Linked DNA regions of Homo sapiens: region 1 is linked to region 2. The links are chromatin loops, found by intact Hi-C in ENCODE. Cell type or tissue: B cell. All regions are shown on one strand. Each heading gives the region's core, and the rest is flanking DNA. Links, peaks and the distances in the headings are about the cores only.

What was found. A loop is a pair of places that touch in the nucleus more often than their neighbours do. Peaks named below come from ENCODE experiments on the same cell type or tissue, not always from the same donor. Only the 100,000 strongest peaks of a DNase experiment are listed, where the experiment ranks them.
Region 1: it touches region 2 in a loop (2.1-fold over the local background); 2 of 110 quality-filtered maps call a loop at or near these places.

What each region holds. Positions count from the first base shown.
Region 1 is chr11:60,566,655-60,574,998 of GRCh38, reverse strand. No RefSeq gene overlaps it. Among named protein-coding and RNA genes, the nearest start is that of LINC00301, 45 kb to the left of the region's middle. In B cell, for the core only: no CTCF peak of the experiment used is centred there; a DNase peak (open chromatin) is centred at 3,868.
Region 2 is chr11:60,525,134-60,533,477 of GRCh38, reverse strand. It overlaps MS4A13 (membrane spanning 4-domains A13), which reads right to left. Exons shown (of 7, transcript NM_001012417.3): 5 at 8,152-8,271; 6 at 4,018-4,113. Among named protein-coding and RNA genes, the nearest start is that of MS4A13, 14 kb to the right of the region's middle. RefSeq lists a silencer at 4,264-4,413. In B cell, for the core only: no CTCF peak of the experiment used is centred there; a DNase peak (open chromatin) is centred at 4,337.

The DNA of each region.
Region 1 (8,344 bases), core at 259-8,258, 42 kb before region 2:
CAAATATAAATGGCTTTTCATTTATGTAACCTACTTGGAATTGTTTTATTTTATTTAATTTATTTTTTTTTCAGAGGTGAAGTTTTGCTCTTGTCAACCAGGCTGGAATTCAGTGGCATGATCTTGGCTCACTGCAACCTTTGCCTCCCAGATTCAAGCAATCCTCCTGCCTCAGCCTCCTGAGTAGCTGGGATTACAGGCACATGCCACCACGCCAGGCTAATTTTTGTATTTTTAGTAGAGATGGGGTTTTACCAGGTTGGTCAGGCTTGTCTTGAACTCCTGACCTCAGGTGATCCACCCACCTCAGCCTCCTGAATTCTTTTATTAGTATTAGATAATTTTCAAAATATAAGTCCTGTACATATTTTGCTAAATTTATACCTAAGTATTTAATTGTTTGAGTGATTTTAAATAATATTGTTTTAAATTTTGTTGTCCATATGTTCATTGCTATTATATAAAAATATAATTAATTTTGTATGTTGATCATTAATCTTGTATCCTGTGACCTTGCTGAACTCACTTATTAGTTCCAGGAGTCCTTTTCTTTTTTATTGCATGGGATTTTCTACACAGATCATCATGTCATCTGCAAACAGGGATATTTTTATTTTCTCCTTTACAATCTGTATGCTTTTTATGTTTCTTTTTTTATCTTATTGATCTGTGCTAAGACTTCTAGTACTGTGCTAGTAAGCATGGTGAGAGATGGTATCTTTGCACTGTTACCAATCTTAGGGGAAAATAATTCAATTTTTAAAGATGAAATATAATGTTAGCTGTAAGTTTTTTTGTAGGTGTTCTTTATCAGGTTGTGGAAGTTCTCCTACATTTCTATTATTCTAAGAGCTTTCTAAAATATCATGAATGGGTGTTAAATTTTGTCAAATGTGGTTTATTTTGCATCAACTGACATGATCATGTGATTTTCCTTCTTTAGCCTATTAATATGATGGGTTACATTGATTGCTTCTTGAGTACTAAACCAGCTGTGTATATCTGGAATAAGTTTCACTTAGTCATGGTGGAAAATTATTTTTAAGTATTGCTGAATTATATTTCCTAATACTTCATAAATGATGTTTTTGTCTATATTCTGAAGGATATGGATCTATAGTTTTCTTCTTTTGTACTATCTTTGTCTTATTTGATTTTGGTATCAGAATAATATTGGCTTCTTCAAATAAGTTGGGAAATGTTTCATTCTCTTCTGTTTTTTTGAAAAATATTGAGAAAAACTGGTGTTGAATATTCTAAGAACATCTGGTAGAATTCTTTGGTGAAATCAGGCCTGGAGATGTCTTTTTCAGGAGTTTTAAAATTACAAATTTTATTTTTCTAACAATTATAGGGCCATTAAAATGATCTATTTCATATTGAGTTGTAGTTTGTGCTTTTTGGGAAAATTTGTTCATTTTATCAAAGTTGTCAAATTTGTGTCTATAGAGTTACTGATAGTAGTCTCTTAATATTATTTTGAGATATAAATTATCTGTAGTAATATACTCTATTTTATTTCTGAGTTTGATAATTTTTGTCTTCTCTTTCTTTTTCTTGATCAGTTTTGCTAGATGTTTGTTGATTTTGATGATCTTTTAAAAGAATCAACTATTTGTTGTACTGATTTTCTCTACTTTTTAAATTTTAATTTTATTGACTTATCTTTATTATTTTCTCCTGATTTATTTGGGTTTATTTTGCTCTTCCTTTTCTAGTTTTTTTTAGGTGAGAGTTTGGAGTATTTATTTGACAATTTTCTTGTCTTAATAATAGGGAATCCTTTCCCCATTTCTTGTTTTTGTCAGGTTTGTCAAAGATCAGATGGTTGTAGATATGCAGCATTATTTCTGAGGGCTCTGCTCTGTTCCATTGGTCTATATCTCTGTTTTGGTACCAGTACCATGCTGTTTTGGTGACTGTAGCCTTGTAGTATAGTTTGAAGTCAGGTAGCATGATACCTCCAGCTTTGTTCTTTTGGCTTAGGATTGACTTGGCAATGCAGGCTCTTTTTTTACTGGGTATATACCCAAAGGATTATAAATCATGCTGCTATAAAGACACATGCACACATATGTTTATTGTGGCACTATTCACAATAGCAAAGACTTGGAACCAAGCCAAATGTCCAATAATGATAGACTGGATTAAGAAAATGTGGCACATATACACCATGGAATACTATGCAGCCATAAAAAATGATGAGTTCATGTCCTTTGTAGGGACATGGATGAAGCTGGAAACCATCATTCTTAGCAAACTATGGCAAGGACAAAAATACCAAACACCACATGTTCTCACTCATAGGTGGGAATTGAACAATGAGAACACATGGACACAGGAAGGGGAACATCACACACTGGGGCCTGTTGTGGGGTGGGGGATGGGGGAGGGATAGCATTAGGAGATATACCTTATGTTAAATGACGAGTTAATGGGTGCAGCACACCAACATGTCACATGTATACATATGTAACTAACCTGCACGTTGTGCACATGTACCCTAAAACTTAAAGTATAATAATAAAAAAAAAAAAAGAAAGAAAAGGTACTATAGGAAAACTCATCAAGAAGGATGAAGAGATCTGGATGGGGCTTTGGGGCTCAATAGAAAGACACAGGGGCTCTTGGAGACCTCCCTGTGCTATGTGGCACTGGTTTTTTCATGTTCAGCAAATTGACTCTATAGAAAAAAATTTCCATCTTCAGAGTGACTGAAATGAAAAATGGACATTAAATTGTATTACTAAAAATTCATAAAACTAAATACATGTAAAATAAATTTAAGTAATTAAATGATAAAATGATTTGTTTGAGTTTGTACTTTTGAAGTTACCAAAACTTGAAAGTAAACCTTTTAGGATACTGTATACTTTGAAATACCTTCTCCTAGTCTGTGGCTTGCCTTTTCACTTTCTAAATAGTGTCCTTTAATAGATGTTCCTGATTTTAATGTATACCATTTTATCAATATTATCCCCCATGATCAGTGCTCTCTGTATCTATTTTAGGAAATCTTTAGCTGCTCCAAGATGATGATGATAATCACCTATGCTAAAATCTAGAAGCCTATTGTATTATCCTTTTCAATTGTGGTAAGATATACTTAGCATATTATTTATCATTTAAACCATTTGTATGTATACAATTCAGTGGTATTAAATACATTCACAATGCTGTGTACCAATCATCACTATCTATAACCAAAACTTTTTCATCATCCCAACAAGATGAAATACTCCCCATTAAGCAGTATCTTCCCTTCTCCTCTTCTTCCGTCTCCTTGTAACCTCTATTTTGCTTTCTGGCTGTATGAATTTGCCTATTCTAGATACCTCATGTAAGTGGAATTATACAACATTTGTCTTTCTGTGCCTGGCTTATTTAACTAAGCATAACATTTTCAAGGTTTGCTTTCAAGGTGTTGAACGCATTAGAATTTCATTCATTTGTAAGACAATAATATTTTATTGCATACATATATAACACATTTTGTTTATTCATTCATCTGATGATGGCCATTTGGATTGTTTCCATTTTTTGGCTATCATGAATAATGTTGACATTGACTTAGTGTACCAATATCTGTTTGAGTCCTTGCTTTTGGTTCTTTGGAGGTATATACCTAGAAGTGGAATTGCTGGAAGATATGGTAATGTTATGTGTAACTTTTTTAGGAACCACCACACTGTTTTCCACAGAGGCTCTAACATTTCACATTCCCACCAGCAGACGCAAGGTTCCAATTTCTCCACATCCTCACCAACACTTGTTTCCTTCCTTCCTTCCTTCCTTTTTTCTTTCTTTCCTTCCTCCCTCCCTCCTTTCCTTTTTTAGTGATGGCTGTCCCAATGGGTATGAAGTGGTATCTCATTGTGGTTTTGATTTTTCAGTTCCCTAATGGTTAGTGATGCTGAACATCTTTTCATGTGGTTATTAGTCATTGTCTATGTTCTTTAGAGAAATGTCTATTCAAGTTCTTTGCCCACTTTGAAAATTTTTTGTTATTATTAAGTTATAGGAGTTCTTTATATATTCTGGATATTAATTCCTTGTCAGATATATGATTTGCAACTATTTTCCCACTCTGTAGATTGTCTTTTCACTCTTTTGAGTGTTTTTTGATGCACAGAAGTTCTTAATTTTGATTAAGTCGAATTTATCTCTTTTTGCTTTTGCTGCTTTGTGCCTTTGGTGTCATATCTATGAAATTATTGCCAAATCCAGTCTTGTAAATATTTTCCGCACTCTTTCCTTCTAAGCATTTTATAGTTTTGTCTTTTGTTTAAGTTTAGATGTTAAGTTTCTCTTCAGTTAATTTTTGTATATGGTATAAAGGGTCCAACTTGATTCTTTTGCATATAGATATCCAATTTTCCCACAGCATTTGTTGAGAATACTGTCCCTTCCCCATTCAGTGGTCCTGACATTCTTGACAAAAATCTATTGACCATATATGCAAGACTTTATTTCTGGGCTCTCAATTTTTTTCAATATGTCTGTATGTTTGTCTTCATGCCATTACCATACTTTTAATAACTGTAGCTTTGCTACAGTTTTTGGAGTCAGGAAGTGTGAGTCCTCCAACATTATTGTTCTTTCCCAAGATCATTTTGGCCTGTAATTCCAAATGAATTTGAAGAACTTATTTTCCATTCTTGCAAAAAGGCTGTTGGGATTTTGATAGAAATTGCATCGAATCTATATATTGCTTTGGGTAACAGTATTAATGTCTTAGCAATGTTAAGACTTTCTATCCATGAACACATATGTCTTTACATTTATTTAGATCTCCTTTAATTACTTTCAGCAATATTTTCTAGTTTTTAGCATACAAGTCTTTCACCTCCTTGGTTTGTTTTATTCCTAAGTATTTAGTTTTTTATATGCTATTGTAAATGGTATTGCTTTCTTGATTTCCTTTTTGGATTGTTCATTACTGGTATATAAAAACATAACTAATTTTTGCGTGTTGATCTTATACCTTGCTACTTTGATAAATGCTTTTACTAGCTGTTATATGGATTCTTTTTTATTTTCTATGTAGAAGATAATGTTATCTACTGACAGAGAGAGCTTTGCCACTTTCTTTTCAATTTAGATGCCTTTTGTTTCTTTTTTTTTTTTTTTTGTCTAACTGCTCTAGCTAGATCTTCCAGTACAATGTCAAATAGCAGAGGTGGAAGAGGGCATCCTTGTCTTGTTCCTGATCTTAGAGAGAAGTCTTTCAGTCTTTTACCATAGATAATCATATTATCTGTATTCATTCATAAATATCCTTTATAGTGTTCAGAAATTTTTCCTCTATTCCTAGTTTTCTGAGTTTTTATCATGCAAGGTGTTGAATTTTGTTATATGCTTTTCCTGCAACAATTGAGATAATCATATCATTTTATTCCCCTTTGTTTTATTAATTTGATATATTACACTGATTGATTTTCTTATATTGAACCACCCTTGCATTTCTAGGATAAATCTAACTTGGTCATTTTAAATAATTCTGTTTCTTTGTAAATAATATGCTGTTGGGTTTCACTTGCTAATATTTTGTTGATTGTATTATCTTTAACAATTAGATCTATAATCTGCCTGGAACTCATTCATTTTTATGAATTTATTGAAAGTTATAAGTACATTTTATCCCATTGTAAGACAATTTATTGAAAACTATACTTTATACAGCTCTGAACTGTTCTTGTTATAAATTGTCTAAAAATGTGTACATCTGTTTTTGAACTCTATTCTGTTTTGTTGGCATATTTTACACATGCACTGTCTTAATAACTGGGACAGTTATTAAATCTCTCAATTGCTAGGACTCTGACAATAGGCTCTATAGGTGGCTTCTCCAGTTCTGCAGTCTCAGTGTAGTTATACTTGTAATATGGCCCCTCATGGCTCCCCCAGAAACAGAGTGTCTCAAGAAACTAGTAGCTTTAGAATAAGTCTTGATATTTGGTAGCATGAGTTCTCCAACTTTATTCTTCTTCAACATAAACTTGGACATTCTTGTCTCATTTAATTTCCACATACATTTAGAATGAGTTTTGTGTCTAAACTCTTATTTTAAGTTCAGGAGTACCTGTGCAGGTTTGTTATATAGGTAAACTTGTGTCATGGGGGTTTGTTGAACAGATTATTTCATCATGCAGGTATTAAACCTGATACTCATTAGTTATTTTTCCTGGTCCTCTCTCTACTCCCGCCCTTCACCCTTGGATAGGCCCCAGTGTCTGTCATTTCCCTCTATGTGTCCATGTATTCTCTCAGCTTGTTAATTTTGGTGATATTCAGTTGATGGATAGGTTGGTCTGAAGGGTCTGAGAGGACCTCACTCATGCCTGATATACTGGCAAGTAAGGCTGGCTGAACTGAGACTCTGATAAAAGCCACTGCAGGTGGCTTCTACAGCAGGGCAGTGTCAATGTAGCTGGACTTCCTGTATAGCAGCTCAGGGGTCCCAGAGAGAGTGCTCTAAGGTATAGAGAATGGAAGCTGTGTCCTTTTGAAGCGTGGGCCTAGAAAGTCACAGTATCATTTCTCCTATATTCTGTGAGTCAAAATGTTCAAAGTCCACTTAGATTCAAGAGAAAGGGACCTAGACTTGACTTTTTCTGTGGTCAAGGAGTGTCAAAGAGTTTATGATCACTTCTAATTTGCCACAGGAAGGATTGATATCTTTAAAATTTGAGCCGTCTAATTTGTAATATGACTTGCCCCTATATTAGATCTTTGAATTATTTTAATATTATATATACATAAATACAGACACACCTTGGAGATATTGTGGGTTTAGTTCTAGATCACCACAATAAAGCAAATATTGCAATAAAGTGAATCACAGTAATTTTTTGGTTTTTCCATGCATATAAAAGTTATTAGGGCTGGATGCAATGGCTCATACCTGTAACCCCAGCACTTTGGGAGGCTGAGGTGGGCAGATCACCTGATGTCAAGAGTTCGAGACCAGCCTGGCCAATATGGTGAAACCCGTCTCTACTAAAAATAGAAAAAAATTAGCTGGGTGTGGAAGTGTGCACCTGTAGTCCCAGCTACTAGGGAGGCTGAGGCAGGAGAATCGCTTAAACCCAAGAGGCGGAGGTTGCAGTGAGCCAAGATTGTGCCACTGCACTCCAGCCTCGGTGACAAAGTGAGACTCCATCTGAAAAAAAGTTATTAGACTATTAGACTGTAGTCTATTAAGTGTACAACAGTATTGTATTTAAAACTGGACATATCTTAATTAAAATACTTTATTGTTAAAAATGCCAGTGATCATCTGAGACTTCAGTGAGTCATAATCTTTTGTTGGTAGAGGGTCTTGCCTTGATGTTAATGGCTGCTGACTTCTCAGGGTGGTGGTTGCTAAAGGTTGGGATGGCTGTAGTGATTTCCTAAAATAAGACAAGGAAGTTTGTCATGATGATTGACTCTTCCTTTCTTGAAAGACTTCTCTGTAGCATGTGATGCTGTTTGATAGTATTTTACTCACAGAACTTGTTTCAAAATTGAAGTCAATCCTCTTCAGCTCTGCCACCGCTTTATCAACTAAGTATGTGTAGTATTCTAAATCCTTTGTTGTCATTTCAACAGTGCTCATAGCATCTGCAGCAGGAGTAGATTTCATCTCAGAAAACCACTTTCTTTGCTCATTCATAAGAAGCAACTCCTCCTGTAATCCCAGCACTTTGAGAAGCCGAGGTGGGCGGATCATGAGGTCAGGAGATCAAGACCAGCCCGGCTAACACGGTGAAATCCCATCTCTACTAAAAATAAAAAAAATTAGCCTGGTGTGGTGGTGGGCACCTGTAGTCCCAGCTACTCAGGAGGCTGAGGCAGGAGAATCGCTTGAACCCAGGAGACGGAGGTTGCAGTGAACTGAGATCGCGCCACTGCACTCCAGACTGGGTGACAAAACAAGACTCCACCTCAAAAAAAAAAAAAAAAAAAAAAAAAAGAAGCAACTCCTTATGCAATCAAGTTTTATGAGATTGCAGCAATTCTGTCACATTCAGGCTCCACTTCTGATTCTAGTTTGCTTGCTATCTCCACCGCATCTGCAGTTACTTCCTCTACTGAAGTCTTAAACCTCTCAAACTCATCCATGAGGCTTGGTCTTCATTTCTTCTAAATTCTTCTTAATGTTGATATTTTGACCTCTTTCCATGAATCAAAAATGTTCTTAATGGCATCTAGAAGGGTGAATTCTTTCCAGAAGGTTTTCCCGGATTCACTTTGCCCAGGCCCATTAGAAGAATCACCATCTATTGCAGCTATAGTCCTAAAAAAGTATTTCTTAAATAATAAGACTTGAAAGTCAGAATTACTCCTTGCTCCATTGGCT
Region 2 (8,344 bases), core at 281-8,280:
CTTTTTTCTCTAAACTTCCCTTCTCGCTTCATTTCATTCATTTCATCTTCCATTGCTGATACCCTTTCTTCCAGTTGATTGCATCGGCTCCTGAGGCTTCTGCATTCTTCACGTAGTTCTTGAGCCTTGGTTTTCAGCTCCATCAGCTCCTTTAAGCACTTCTCTGTATTGGTTATTCTAGTTATACATTCTTCTAAATTTTTTTCGAAGTTTTCAACTTTTTTGCCTTTGGTTTGAATGTCCTCCCGTAGCTCAGAGTAATTTGATCGTCTGAAGCCTTCTTCTCTCAGCTCGTCAAAATCATTCTCCATCCAGCTTTGTTCCGTTGCTGGTGAGGAACTGTGTTCCTTTGGAGGAGGAGAGGCGCTCTGCGTTTTAGAGTTTCCAGTTTTTCTGTTCTGTTTTTTCCCCATCTTTGTGGTTTTATCTACTTTTGGTCTTTGATGATGGTGATGTACAGATGGGTTTTTGGTGTAGATGTCCTTTCTGGTTGTTAGTTTTCCTTCTAACAGACAGGACCCTCAGCTGCAGGTCTGTTGGAATACCCTGCCGTGTGAGGTGTCAGTGTGCCCCTGCTGGGGGGTGCCTCCCAGTTAGGCTGCTCGGGGGTCAGGGGTCAGGGACCCACTTGAGGAGGCAGTCTGCCCGTTCTCAGATCTCCAGCTGCGTGCTGGGAGAACCACTGCTCTCTTCAAAGCTGTCAGACAGGGACACTTAAGTCTGCAGAGGTTACTGCTGTCTTTTTGTTTGTCTGTGCCCTGCCCCCAGAGGTGGAGCCTACAGAGGCAGGCAGGCCTCCTTGAGCTGTGGTGGGCTCCACCCAGTTCGAGCTTCCAGGCTGCTTTGTTTACCTAAGCAAGCCTGCGCAATGGCGGGCGCCCCTCCCCCAACCTCGCTGCCACCTCGCAGTTTGATCTGAGACTGCTGTGCTAGCAATCAGCGAGATTCCGTGGGCGTAGGACCCTCTGAGCCAGGTGTGGGATATAGTCTCCTGGTGCGCCGTTTTTTGAGCCGGTCTGAAAAGCGCAATATTCGGGTGGGAGTGACCCGATTTTCCAGGTGCGTCCGTCACCCCTTTCTTTGACTCGGAAAGGGAACTCCCTGACCCCTTGAGCTTCCCAGGTGAGGCAATGCCTCGCCCTGCTTCGGCTCGCGCACGGTGCGTGCACACACTGGCCTGCGCCCACTGTCTGGCACTCCCTAGTGAGATGAACCTGGTACCTCAGATGGAAATGCAGAAATCACCCGTCTTCTGCGTCGCTCATGCTGGGAGCTGTAGACCGGAGCTGTTCCTATTCGGCCATCTTGGCTCCTCCAACCTACTTTACTAATTTTTGAAGCCTTTCTTTGTTAAGTCCAACATTTATTCTTCCCTTGCTCAAAGACGCTATGTCTATTAAGTGTTGTTTTGAACCCTATGGGTAACTATTATTATTTGCATACTTTTTGTTGTTGAAAACTGGACATTTTAGATAATATATGGTAGCAATTTTAGATTCTGATTGCCTCATTTCCCAGGAGTGGTGGTTAGCAATACCAGTGGTTAGTATCTTGGAATACTGGAAGTCCTAACTCCCAGTACCTTGGAATGTGACTGTATTTGGAAATAGGGTCTTTTAACTGGCAATGAAGTTATAATAAGGTAATTAGAATGAGCCCTAATCTAATATGACTGGTGAGCTTAGAAGAGACTAGGACACAGACAAATAAAGAGAAGACCATGTGAAAACACAGGGAGAAGACAGCCAAGTGAAAGCCAAAGAGAGATGCCTCAGAAGAAACTAACCCTGCCAACACCTTGATCTTGAACTTCTAGCCTCTGGAATTGTAAGAAAATAAGTTTGTTGTTTAAGCTACAGTCTGTGGTGCTTTGTTATAGAAGCTCTAGGAAAGTATTAGACACCTTGAGCCAGTAAGACTTCTACCCTTTCCCAATGAATCAGTGTAGCTTGAGCAATATATTCAAAGTTGAGGTTGCCCCAGCTTTTACTTTATTTTTGCAAGGCCTCTTGTTCAACCAAGGGCTCACTAGGACCTTCTCCTGTCTCCTTAGTATGTGTATAGCTTTGCACATATTTATATTCTTCCAGACTACAGGGGAAAAGTAGGAAGTTATCAAGGTCCACTGTGGCTGTCCTGTTCTTCAAATTTCTCTGTTGAGTTTCTGGTTGGTTGCTAGTAAATTTTTTGCCCCAACAAGTATTGTGATCTTAGTCAGGCTAGGAGTGACCTTGGCCTTATCTGCTTGTTTGTCACTGGGATTACTGTTGTTTTAATAACGCTTTTGGTCTTGGAACTTTCTGAGCTCTGTTCCAAATAAAACTAGTCATCTCAAGCAATGAGGCTGCTGGGCCTCACAGTCTGACCCACCAAGGTAAACTTCTGCGTAACGGAATCTGAGGGTGGGGTAGTATATTAGTCTGTTTTCACACTGCTATAACAAACTTGTCAAGACTGGGTAATTTATAAAGGAAAGAGGTTTAATTGACTTACAGTTCCACATGGCTTGGGAGACCTCAGGAAACTTACAATGATGGCGTAAGGCAAAGGGGAAGCAAGGACCTTTTTCACATGGCAGCAGGAGAAAGAAGACTGAGTGAATGAGGAACTTGCTAAACACTTATAAAACTATCAGATCTCATGAGAACTCACTCACTATCATGAGAATAGCATGGGGAAAACTGCCCCCATGATCCAGTTTCCTCCCATCAGGTTCCTCCCTCAAAACCTGGGGATTACAATTCAAGATGAGATTTGGGTGGGGACACAAAGCCTAACCATATCAGGTGGGAAGAGTGGGAACAGTCCCAAGCTAACATGCCACAGACATGCACTGTTCTTACTGAGGTCCAGTAGATTTTCTTAAATAAACACTTCTCAAGTTCTTGTATGCTTGGTCAACTTCCTGAATCTTTAGAAGGTTGTTCATTGACAATTTTGTTCAGTTTTATAATTTCATTTTTAGGGAGAGTTACCATGTCCTCAATCAGCCATTCTGGAAATGCAACTCATTCCCTCTCTTCAGAAATCCTTTTACCATGTAGTCTTATAGTTGTTTCTGTATTTCAATCAGTTGTTGATCATAGTAGTCTTCCTTGACCATCCTACATAAAATAATCTTGCCTTATCTCCTTAGTTTGCTTTATTTTACTTCATAACATTTTTCAGTTCTTGACATTTTATAATTTTATGTGTTTGTTTATTGCCTTTCTCCCCCAGTGGAATGCAAACTCCCTAATGGAGAGGCCATTGTTTTGTTAATCATTGCATCCTTAGTGCCTATGACAATGCCTAGCAAATAGCATGCTCTCCGTAAATATTTGAGAAAGAATGAATGAATGTTAGATATGTAGTCTTTTAAGCTTGTGAGAAAATAATCATTCTCATAAACTTTTGTGAGTTGTTATAGCATTTTGGGATGTTGTTACACTTGATCCTGCAATGACATTTCTAGGAATCAAACACCTAAAGAATTAGTGGTCCTGTATGCAAAAATATTTATACTCAAATGTTCACTGCATCATTGTTTATAATTTAGAAAAAACTGGAAACCAAGCTACATATGCAGTAATTAGGGAATGCTAAATACTAAGAAAAACAATGAAGGCAATAAAAGGCATTATTTAGATATGTTTTGTAATGGAAAGATATTTCTAATCATTGCAAAAAATGAATGTGACAAAATAATGTGAATATAATACATACAATTAGTAAAGAGAATGTGTGTGTATTCGTCTTTTTTTGTATAGAATTGGATGTGTGGATACGATGAGAACTATATTAAAGAAAAATCACTTTTTACTCTATATGCTTTTTGCTTTTAAATGTAGTTTCATGTATTACTGTTATAATTTTATGCTATTTATAAAATAACAAAAATAAAAAATAAAGGCAATATCACACATTCCATTTATATTAGTTCTAAATATTTTGTATCAGTGCACTTCATCTTCTCATAGAGTGTAGTTACTAGAAATCAACATCTTTTGATTTGCCAGAGAGTGGGTAAACACTTACCAAATTGGAACAGCTGTATATTGAGTGTGTAAGTGCAATAGAAAATTCCAAACCGTAGAAGAACAGTAAAATACGTGATACTTCCCTCCCAAGTTTCTATAACCAAAAAACAGGGAGAAATCTTAATGCTATTATCTTTAGTGAGTGCAAACATGATCATGGAAGGAGCTACTGGTATGAGAGTCAAAAAAAAAAAAAAAAAAAAGGAAGGAAAATAAGAACAGATAAACCTTTCACCATTTGATTTCCTTAGACATTTCTACTCCTTTGCCCTCTGCTACACTTTCCCTAGCTTTCAGTTCCTCAATTCAGCATCTGTGGCTTCTGCATTTGATCTCCATTGCTTAGCATTCTTGTCTCACTTCTGACAGCTTTTACAGAGTCGCTGGCACAGCTCACTATCTAAACTCTCCAGTTAGTAAGATTTGACTTTCCTGTCTCTAATGATAAGATGGCCACCAACAGATTTATCAAGCAATCCTTTTCTATTAAAACAGCTATTATTAATCACAACCCTTCTTAAATTTACATACATGGTGATAAAACTCTCACATATATATTGCTCTAATATCATTTAAAATGATTAATACATTCAAAAAGAGTTCAAAGAACATTTAACTTGGAAGCATAAGGTGATTGTGACTGCTGGGATAAATAAAACAGATTCCCTTCTGTTGCTATCAGAAAGATATTTTCAACTACAAATCCGATTGGTTAGTTATGTGAATAATATTGGTACTCATCCTGAAAATGTGGGTTTTGTGCTGGCTGTGGAAAGACAAGAATGATACTCAGAACTAGAAAGAATGACATCATAATTCTCTCCCTTTCAATTCCTTCTCTAACTCTTCCTCCTCCTTCTTTGTTTGGTTTATTTAATATCTTTTATATTCAAGAAACTATCTGGTAGTAGGAATTAGATGATAGGAATGCAATGACACATAACTTCCTGATTTCTTAGAGTTTATAATGAAGTAGAAGAGACAGAAAGATAATATAAGGTACCATAAAAAATGGATAAAAACTTGCTCAATCATTATAGGGGACAGGAGGGACAGGAGGTTCACTCCAAGCTATTACTCTCTGGGAAGGCTTCATAAAGTGGTAGGACCTTTGAAATAAGGGTAGGACTGAGAAAAACGAAGGAAGGAAACAGCATTCTAGGCAACTTTAAATTTTTATTTGCTTGTTTCCTTGTAACCTATCTTGTTTCAGAAAGAGTTTAATAGCATAAATTAAAAGTGTGACAAAATAATTTAAAAATTGAGACATAAAATACAACCAGTAGAGTAAAGCTAAAATACATATTTGAACAACCTATGGTTTTTAATGTGAGAACAAAACTGAGTGTAAGCAATATAACATTTTGAGAAAATGAAAAACAGGTTTTAACTGAATTACAGTGTTCATTCATATATGATATAAACAGGAGGATAAGGAAAAGATGTAGAAAGTTTGAAATACCAAGGTAAATAATTTTGATTTACTTTTGTTGGCAGAAATGCACAATCATAATCATAACATTTTAGCTAGAAAGTACTTGGGACCTCTTAGCTGACAAGACTGTGAAAAGTCATTTTACCCATATTCCTTATTTTTTTTAATTTTTTAATTTAATTTATTTTGAGACTGAGTCTCGCTCTATCACCCAGGCTGGAGTGCAGTGGCGCAATCTCGGCTCACTGCAACCTCTGCCTCCTGGGTTCAAGCGATTCTCGTGCCTTAGCCTCCGGAGTAGCTGGGATTACAGGTGCCCACCGCCATGCCCAGCTAACTTTTGTATTTTTAGTGGAGACAGGGTTTCACCTTGTTGGCCAGGCTGGTCTCGAACATCTGATCTCAAGTGATCCGCCTGCCTTGGCCTTCCAAAGTGCTGGGATTACAGGCGTGAGCCACCGTGCCTGGCCCCATATTCTTTAATTTATATGAGAGTGCTATTCTAAAACTCCCTCCCTGACTGAAAGCGGCAAAAGGTTGGCCAGAGCAGCTCAAATATGAAAACTGAGGAAACGGAAACACACACACACACACACACACACACACACACACAGAGAGAGAGAGAGAGAGAGAGAGAGAGAGAGAGAGAGAGAGAGAGAGACGGAATGAATGAGTTCCTGGCAGATGATGTAAACTGTAAGCTTCTGGACCCAGCTTAAGTAAAGTAAGTGACCCTTTTTGCCTTAAGTCAACTTGGGTTGTATTTCCTATTACTTAAAACCAAGATAACCCTAATTAATAAATACTTAAATGAAGAATAAGCAATATTTGGTAATTATAAAGACAGTAGAAAGAGATGAGGTATTATGTCAAGGTTTTGTATGTGGGAGATTGAAACGAGGGAGTCTTGCAGTATAGTACTTCTGAGGAGGTAAGTAATTTCCATTTTATATCTGTTGAGTTTGATATAATAGTGATAGAAACATAGCCAAGTAGAAAAGTCAAACTAGCTTTTAAAACAACAGGCCGGGAGTTTGGAAGAAAGAACAGAGCAGTTAACTAGCAGGCATTTTCTTCATTTCTCACAAAAGAAAACTTGGAAACAGTTAAGTTAAGAAACTTTTCCAGGGGTTTACACACAGTGAGTACTGAGGATAGTATTTAAATAAGTGCACTCTGATCCTGGAATCTATACTATTAACCATTTTGCTATATGAGGAGTATATTTCAGATGCATGCACTTTTCTGACCCTGCCTGGGAACACTGAAAACTTGATGACTTTGTAGATTTAGCCAAGCCCCTTGCTTATGTGAGAAAAGTTGGCATGTAAAAGTCCTGTAAAATGTTGGCTGCCTTAGCAAGTGTAAGTATATAATTCTGTAATGACACTAGAAAAAGATGGTGGCTTTGAGATATAAGTCTAATATACAAGCTCATTTTGTGTAACTAATCACAGCAAACTTGTGCTGAACTTGTGATTTTGAGAGACTATAAAACTGGTCGTTATCATTGAGTTCAGATCAGATAAATACAGACTACAATAGTTTGTCACACTGACTGCAAAAGGCAATCCTTGGCAATTATGCCATATTAAACTGATAATTAAAAGTTTATGAATAAGAATGGTGACATATAACTTGAAACAATTATGCACTTAATAACTTAAGTCCTCCTTTCCTATTCTCTGCCCTCAAAATTAGAACTAAAGATTTCTAGATTGAATGTTCAGGGCAACTGGACAATTTTCTTATAATTTATAGGGAAAATCTGGTCCATGTTTGTTTACATAATCACTTGTTACAGATAATATATTTTGGGGTATTAGTGCATTTTTCTATTATTGTATCACTGTCCTCCAGGGTTTTGTTCTCCAGGTTTGGGTTCTTTCCTCTGATGTCCCCCTTAATAATATGTCACAGGTATGGAGTGAAAGTGTGTAGGGGAGGAGGAGGAAGTTTATCCTTCACCTGTAATGACGCTTCTACTCATTACTGAAATTGTTATTTGTTTTGTTCTGTTGGTCAGACAAGGTGTTTCACTCCAATTTGTCCTCACTTTAAATGTGAGATTTTGTATTAACTTTGCTAAGGTCTTTTGCCCCACTAATATTTTATGATTCTGAATTTAAAGCCAATATAATTAAAATAAAACTATTGTGTTATCAGTAAAAATCTTCACATTTACTGGGCAACTAAATGGAAACAAGTTAGGTTTATTTATATTTAGCATTTTTGGCCTTAAAGCAAAATTTATGTAAGATGCAAAGATAGGCTATGTATGAAAAATTCTATGTTAAGCCAGAAATTACTAGGTGTCTACAATTTGAACCATATGTGTCAGTAGCAGAATTCTTTTGTTTATTTGCAAAATGGTTTTATTGTCCAGGATTATACTTTTCTTGTATTAAGAGAATCATTAAGTGGCTCTGTGCCTAATACATAGACACTTGCCACTGAAGCTTTCAAATTTTTACTCACTTTAATTCAGCAAGTCAAGAATTCAAACATTCTCTTAATATTTACTAAAACTCACAGCCTAGAATTATTTTTGATTTAAAATTTTCAATCAAGAGCTCACAACTAAATCAAAGAATTTCATGAGGACGAATAAAAGCCTCATCTTACCTCCTAAGATTTCAAAATTATTAAAAAGAATAATTTTAAAATTAATATGTTCCCATAGAATTGGTCACTTACTGCTTGTCCATAATTCCTGTATGACACAGAATTAAAATGAGACAACTCTATTATTGTTAGAGTTACTGCAGTAATTGTAGTAATTATGCAGATGATGTTTATGATTAAAGTACTTATAATCTGAAAAGGAGACAGAGGGCAAATTTATTATATTCAGAATAAACATTTTGGTGTAATAGTTTGCATTGCTGAA